Regions from separate parts of the Mus musculus genome. Here all the other regions are linked to region 3. A link is a loop called in an ENCODE intact Hi-C map of the cell type or tissue named here. Cell type or tissue: heart. All regions are shown on one strand.

What was found. A loop is a pair of places that touch in the nucleus more often than their neighbours do. Peaks named below come from ENCODE experiments on the same cell type or tissue, not always from the same donor. Only the 100,000 strongest peaks of a DNase experiment are listed, where the experiment ranks them.
Region 1: a loop joins it to region 3, with 2.1 times the contacts of the local background. A loop is called at or near these places in 2 of 42 quality-filtered maps.
Region 2: it touches region 3 in a loop (2.0-fold over the local background); 3 of 42 quality-filtered maps call a loop at or near these places.

The regions. Positions count from the first base shown.
Region 1 is chr12:111,742,515-111,745,014 of GRCm38, forward strand. It overlaps a transcript of Coa8 not described here. Among named protein-coding and RNA genes, the nearest start is that of Klc1, 15 kb to the right of the region's middle. In heart, no CTCF peak of the experiment used is centred here; DNase peaks (open chromatin) are centred at 1,197 and 1,677.
Region 2 is chr12:111,758,802-111,761,301 of GRCm38, forward strand. It overlaps Klc1 (kinesin light chain 1), which reads left to right and starts at 48. Exons shown (of 16, transcript NM_001025360.2): 1 at 48-241. In heart, a CTCF peak has its summit at 1,246; DNase peaks (open chromatin) are centred at 410 and 1,120; H3K4me3 peaks cover 1,543 bases; H3K27ac peaks cover 1,341 bases.
Region 3 is chr12:111,808,832-111,811,331 of GRCm38, forward strand. Xrcc3 (X-ray repair complementing defective repair in Chinese hamster cells 3) reads right to left here. Exons shown (of 8, transcript NM_028875.3): 3 at 2,027-2,164; 4 at 921-1,133. Among named protein-coding and RNA genes, the nearest start is that of Xrcc3, 3.8 kb to the right of the region's middle. In heart, a CTCF peak has its summit at 1,080; DNase peaks (open chromatin) are centred at 1,160 and 2,029; H3K4me3 peaks cover 558 bases; H3K27ac peaks cover 1,047 bases.

The sequences.
Region 1 (2,500 bases), 66 kb before region 3:
TTAATAAATACATTTGTTTGTTTGTTTGTTTGTTTCAAGACAGGAGGTTTTTTTTGTGTAGCCCTGGCTGTCCTGGAACTCACTCTGTAGACCAGGCTGGCCTCAAACTCAGAAATCCACCTGCCTCTGCCTCCCGAGCGCTGGGATTAAAGGCGTGTGGCACCATGCCCGGCTGTACATTTATTTTTTTAAGTAGGAAACAAAATGATTCTAAGCACTTAGCACCTTTTGTTTTTAAACCAAGGTTTCACATGGTCCAGGCCGTGACACAGTTCATAACCAAGGATAGCCTTGAATTCTTTTTTTTTTTTTTTTTAAATACATATTTGTTTTATTTATTTATTTATTATATGTAAGTACACTGTAGCTGTCTTCAGACACTCCAGAAGAGGGCATCAGATCTCGTTACGGATGGTTGTGAGCCACCATGTGGTTGCTGGGATTTGAACTTCAGACCTTCGGAAGAGCAGTCGGGTGCTCTTACCCACTGAGCCATCTCACCAGCCCAAAAGGTTTTCTTTTTTTTTTTTTTCAAAGATTTATTTATTATTATATGTAAGTACACTGTAGCTGTCTTCAGACACTCCAGAAGAGGGCGTCAGTTCTTGTTACGGATGGTTGTGAGCCACCATGTGGTTGCTGGGATTTGAACTCTGGACCTTTGGAAGAGCAGTCGGGTGTTCTTACCCACTGAGCCATCTCGCCAGCCCGAATTCTTTTTTTGTTTGTTTGAGACAGGGTGGCACGATATAGCCCTGATTGTACCAGAACTCACTATGCAGATCAGGCTGGCCTCAAACTCGCGGAGATCGGTCTGTCTCTGCCTCCCAAGTGCTAATGTCAAAAGTGTGCACTGCCGTGACAAACAAGCCTCCAGCCTCGAACCCTGGATCCTTCTGCCTTTCCCAGTTTCCTCTCACTACCTAAAGATGCAGCTCAGAGGCACTAAGCAAGTGCATGTTGCTGAGTCACATGACTCCAAGATCATGTGACACCATCTCCAGCACTTGTTCACTTTCTAAATTCCACTTCCCTGCCTTCATGCAGCCCTGGCAGCCCCCTTCATTGTGCCCCTGTCCTATGAATCCGATGTTTTAGAGACTTCACACATGTGGAGCCCTACAGGATCCAGTTTCTGAGACTGGCTGACCTCACAGCCCAGCGTTCTCAAGTCCTGTCCCCCCCACTCCCATGTTGAAAGAAAACAGCTGCTTACAGCTGCTTGGAGCTGGCCACCATAACTCACAGTGGTACTCAGTGTGTGTGAGGGCTTCCCATGAGGTACTGAGAAGAGCTAGGGTGCTCACGAGACTATTCTAAGCCATCAGAAAAGATAGACCCTAGCCCTCAGTGGCATTCGTCCTTGTACCCTAGGTCCTGTGTCTGCTAAGGAACTTGCTACTGACTGTGGGCATCTGCCAAGGATTTTTTTTACTTTTATGTTGTAAAAAATGAATCGACCGGTCTCCTAGAAACATTCTGGTTGCTTCCAACGGCTGATTATTGATTGTTGTAATTGGCTCCACTTCGTCCTGAGTCAGTCCTCCGTGGAAAAGTACAAGGGTTCCCGCTGGAGGAGGATGAGCTGGTCAGACAGAGCGAGGAGGTGGCCAGAGGAGGCTCTTCCTGGGTCCAGCTGACAGCCCTGCTGCCCCAGAACACCCTGGTACCCAGGGAGGCGCTGGGCACTGAAATAGGCGCCAGCCTCTCGTGGGGGTGAAAAGAGGAACAGAAAGCAAGCCTGAGCGTTTGGCACACGCTCTGGGAAAGGGCATCATTTTGCTTCTGTCCTGCCCATCCCCCCGCACCTGCACCAAGGAGCTGTTCTGGGGAAGACCATCTGCAGTGTGTGTGTGGGGGGGGGTGGGGTGTATGTGAGTGTGTGTGTGTGTGTGTGTGTGTGTGTGTGTGTGTGTGTGTGTGTTACAGTCCAGGTGAAGGAAACTTGCTTTTTTAAAATAAAAATTGTGTCCCACTGCTGGGTGTGGTGGCTCACGCCTTTAATCCCAGCATTCTGGAGGCAGAGGCAGGTAGATTTGTGAATTTGAGGCCAGCCTGGTCTATAAAAGTGAGTTCCAGGGCATCCAGGGCTGTGAAGTGAAACTGAAGTGAAACCCTGTCTTGAAAAACCAAATCAAACCAACCAACCAACCAAACAAACAAACAAACAAACAAACAGAAAATTGTGTCCCATATGTCCTTCGAGCTTCCGAGCCTCTCCACGTGGTCAGCCATGTAGCAGCCTAGTTCTAGTGTGCTGTTCACTCTGCCTTGGTGCCACCTGCACACTGCCAGCTCCCACACTGTGGCTAGCCTTAGTTCCATCTAGTTAGAGCATCGTGGACACACCTCTGGCTGTGGACATCAGACTCTGATCATATGGTCATGAAGAAACAACCTTTCAAGGGCAGAGCTAGGATCCTCTGGGTCCCTAACCCATGGCTCTCTGTCGCTTCATTCCACTAACAGACATATCAGATGCTGTTATCACACCTGGACC
Region 2 (2,500 bases), 50 kb before region 3:
CCCCTGAGCCCCGCCCGGCGGCGCGAGGGCGGGTGACGTCACGGCGCACAGCATTGTGGGGCGGGCGCGGCGCCGGCGACGCCATTTTCGGCGGCGGAGGGTGGCGCGAGGCTGCGGAGCGCGGGTCAGGGTGAGGATGCTGCGGGGCGGCTGCGGAGGCGCCGCTTGCTGCTGAGGCGGCTGGGCTCTGCGCGGCCTCGGCCTGTGACAGCGCGACGAGCGCGACTCTCCCGATCGGACGGTGAGTGCGCGGCCTGGTCCCCGCCCCGCCCCGGGCTCCGCGCGGCTGGTGCGCAGTGCTCCAGACGCGGCCGCGACCCCTTCCCGCCTGCATCCTCCGGGCTGAGGCTTCTGGACCTTTCCGTCCACCGCCGCATCTGCACCCGGCCCTTCCAGGCTGCGATTTTGCTCCTCCGCCCGAACCCAGTCCCCTCCCTGGCCTTTCCATCCCTGTCTGCACCCTGGGGTTCCCTCTCCTCTCCGCTCCGTCCGCGCCCCTCCGTGCTCCGGTCTCTTGTCACCTCTGCCTGCGCGCCAGTAGTCTGCGGTCCTTGTCCTCTCTCAGCCTGTGCACATCCAGCAGGGGTTTCTGTCCTTTCTCCGCCTGCGCCTTTCTAGGCTCGGGTCTCTTGTCACCTCTCTGCGCTCCTCCAATCTGCGGTCCTTGTCCCTGTCTACCTGCGCCCCTGCTTTGGGTCCCTTCCCTGTCACTGGCTGCGCCCCTCCTGGCTGGGGTCTTTGTCGTCATCTCTCTGCCTGTACATCCAGGCTGAGGCTCTTCTCCCTTCCCTTCCTGTTCTGGTTCGGGTCCTGTCCTATCTCTGCCTGTCCCTCTCTGAGTTGAGGTCCTTGTCCCTTCTTCGTCCGTGACCCTCTAGGTTTGGGGCTCAGCTCTCTCTGCCTGCACTCTAGACTTCTGTTCCTGCCCCTTCTCTTCCACTCCCCTCCTGTGTCCCTCAGGCTTCTGTCCCATCTGTGTTCAGGGCCCCGCCCTGACTCGGGCCTCGGGGCGGGGGCGGCCTTCCAATGGCAGCTGTGGGCTTAAGGGACCCAAAGCCTGTCTGCTGAGGTCCTGAAGAGGTGGTGGTGGTGGTAGTGTGTGTGTTGGGGGTCAGCCGACTGGCTTTGTCTCAGGCCTCCCCGCCCTTCTAGCCCCCACCTCTCCCCGGCACCGCCCTGGGTGGCGTGCTGTCATGCTGTGGTCCATGGCCAGTGGCCAGCCAGTCTCTTTCTTTCAGTGGCCGGGTGTGGAATCTCCCTGTGACCTGAATGTGCCCGGCCTGGAGTGCTTTTCCTTGTTACATGTGGAGCCCCCTTCCCGTAAAAAAAAATTAAGGTGTTAATAAAGTAATATTAATATGTGACCGAGTGGATGGCATTATAATGAAGTTTGCAGGCCGTTTCCAGCTGTGTTGTGTTGGAATTGCTACTACCTGCTACTGTTATGTTATTGGTGATCTGGTGTACTTGCAAAAATGATGTCTTTAAAAAGCATGAGAACAAGAAATTTATATACCATTTAAACTGCTATGTTTTTGATTCTTTGCATTACTTAAATTCCAAGGCTCTTTATACGGTATGACAAAGCCTTAGGTCAGAATTAGCCTGGAATGCTTTGTAATAGGACAGTGAAACCCCATTAGGAAACTCGATCAACCTTGAGTCTCCTAAGCATGCCATAGTTAGGGATCTTCTACATGGAGGCCTATAGGCCTCAGTTGTGGTAGGAAATTTGACTTACTGTTCTTTGCAGTAAGTATTTGTAAGAATGCAATGATTCTATTTAAAATTCCACAGTGTGCGGTATGTGGGAGGGCGGGCCCCTTCTAGATCATTAAAGAATGCAGCATGTTGCAAGTCCAGCCTGATGCTCTGGTGGAACCAAGAGGGGTGGGACCTGGTGGTGACCGCTCTGTAGCACCAGCATTGTGAGAGCGTGTGTGGTGAACACATAGCAGGAAGTGACAGTATATGCCTATAACCCGGACACACTTGGGAGCCACAACTGCATAGCAAAATCTCAAAACAAAAATCCAAAGCAAGAAAAGCATAGACTTGCATGGAATCTGGACAGGGATTTTTTTCCAAGTGCAGAGATTGAAGAGGTGAGGTCTACACAGCTTAGCTATTCTACAGCAAAGTCTCCAGGCTGAAGAGGGCACTCAGTGCTAGGGTAGTAGCCTACATTCAAAAGATCCTGCTTCCTCAGTGCAAGAACAAACAAACCAAACATTACCCACAACCTAAATGTTTACATTAAGAAAGATTAATCCGGGCTGGAGGGATGGCTCAGCGGTTAAGAGCACTGACAGTTCTTCCAGAGGTCATGAGTTCAAATCCTAGCAACCACATGGTGGCTCACAACCATCTGTAATAGGGTTCGATGCCCTCTTCTGGTTTGTCTGAAGACAGCCACAGTGTACTCATATACATAAAATAAGTAAATAATTCTTTTAAAAAAAGATGAATCCATTCTTGGGACTGGAGGGATGGCTTAGTT
Region 3 (2,500 bases):
CCTGAGGGCTGGGGTTACAGGTGTGTGCCTATGACTGGCATGGAAGACTCTAGGCAAAGGCCGGGTCTTCCGGGGGATGACCTGACAGAAGGCACGTCAGCGGCTAACAGCACATCACTACAGACCTCTGGAATGCTGGGAACACTGGCACTGCCTTCCCTACCAGGAGCAGCTGTTGTACCAGGCAGTGTCAATGAGAACAAGGGAAACTAGAGCCTTCGGACATTGCTTTTGTGACAGTATTAACCTGAAGTGGTGGTGTGGTGAAACCCCAGCTGCTGAAGAGCTGGGCGAAGCTTAGGGCTCCTCAGACCTGCTTCCTTCCTGTCTTGGGCACAGGACCCAAGGCTTAAATGGTGGAGACCATAGCTTATTTTGTTTTGTGTTCTGAGACAGGGTTTCTCTGTGTAATAGAGCCCTGGCTGTCCTGGACTTGCTTTGTAGATCAGGCTGACCTCAAACTCAGAGTCTGCTTGCCTCTGCCCCCTGAGCACTGCGATTAAAGGCTTGGGCCACCACGCCTGGCTCAGCCATGGCTTGTTTTGCAGCTATGACCATCAGCCCTTAGAGGGCCCAGGCAGAGTCTCCCAGTACCAAAACCATCCACACGCTGCTCAACTACTGGCCAGACCAGAAGGGAAAGGCCTCGTGCTCTGCCCTACCTGTCTGGTTCTGTGAGTCTGGGTGCAGGGGTGTGTAGTAACTGTAGGCCCAGCTAGCACCCCCTGCTTCCCCCTGCCAGCCTAGCACAGCTCCACCTCCCACTCACTCTTCTGGAAGAAGAAAGACATATAGGGGAAACCACTCAAGAGATAGCCACTGGCTCCCAGAGAGGAAAGCAGCTCTCAGAGCAGGCCAGGGATCAGCTCTACCTGCCTCAGATCCTGCCTCCCCTCCCTTCAGGAAGGGGAGCCACTTACCGGCCTCTAGGCCTCCATATTGTCTTGGGAACTGCACAGCCAGGCAGAGCTGTAGCGCCAGCTGGGTCTTTCCTGCTGAGCTGCAGCCAGCCAGGCCAGTGATGCCCTCCAGGGGCAGGCCTCCACCCAGGAACTGATCCAGGACAGGGCAGCCTAGGCTCAGGCGTTGATGCTGCTCAGGGAAGCTCTCCTTCTGCTGGAACAGATGCAGTGCTGCAGGGAGCATGCCAGGCTGTGTCAGCGGTCTAGCCCGCGCCCCGCCCACAGCCCCGCCCACAGCCCGCACTCCGCCCACAGCCTGCTAGGGCCTGTGATCCTGAGGCCTTCAAGGAAGTGCTGGCACATGCAACATGGGTGAAGGACTGGCAAAGCCACCACACACACACACACACACACACACAGGCAGAATGCTAAGGTAGGCAGCCTGGTTGTGCAGCTGAGTACAATGCATATGTAAGAGTCTGTCCCTGTCACATTTCCCAGGTGGGCCCACACCCTTCCCTGGTGGACAAAGCTGCTGAAGAAACCCGAACGCAGTTCAGGTGTAGTGGTCTACACATTTAATCCCAGCTCTTGGGAGGCAGAAGCAGCTCCGAGAGTTTGAGGCCAGCCTGAGCTACACAGAACTGCATAGAGAGACTCCATCAGGGAGAGGGAGGCTGTGGGGGAGGAAGAAGGAAACTGACGCTCCTGAATGGAGCAATGTAGCGAGCAGGCTTTCCTCAGCATGAGCATCAGCCTGTGACAGTGATGGTGACAGTTCTGAGCAGCTGGAGCCTCAGCTTAGAGGCCAGTGAGGTAAAGCCATCGTGTGGAAGCCATGTTCTGAGTGTCAGGACCTCTCACAGCTGCTGCCACCATACCACGCCACAGGGACCTAACTTTATCCTTTACTGTGAGGGTCTCCTCCGAGGGCAGGTACTTCAGGAGGACTCTGTAGAGAAGCTGAAGCCATGAGACCCTACTGTTCTGCTATGTGGGCCCTTCTTTGTGGGCTTTGGACAAGTCACTTGGGCTACCTATCCTAGGTTCCTAGTGTGCTGTGAAATTGTTCCCCACAAGTCTACCCAGGCCTGCGCTCCAAGCACCCCAGCCCAGGTGCTCACCTGAGAGGACGCGGCTTCCCCGAAGGTGTAGAGAGGCAGCTCTCAGCAGGCACTGCACATCGTGGCTGGGCAGGCCGGTGAGCCGCTGCAAGTCTGGTCCGGAGTAGCACAGAATCTCCTTCACTGACTTCAGTCTGCCTGAAGTCACAGGGATAGACCACTCAGTCAGAGTGGGAGGTGGGGATGGAGCTGGGCCTCCAGATCTGGGACACCAATTCTGGATTCGCCCACAAAATCTTGGGGAATGCGACTAGTGGATGGAGAGGGAAGGGAGGGAGGGTCCTGCTGGCGCTGCTGCACCCTCGTAACTGGGCCTGACTCTCTTGTCAGCAGCAGTAGGAGCCAGAGAGCGAATCCTGAGTGCTATGAAGATGTGACTGTCGCCCTGTCCCACCCTTTGTCCACAGTCCCAACTACTTGGAAGGCTGAGACAGGAGGGTCACTTGCACCCAGGATTCAAGGCCAGTTTAAGCT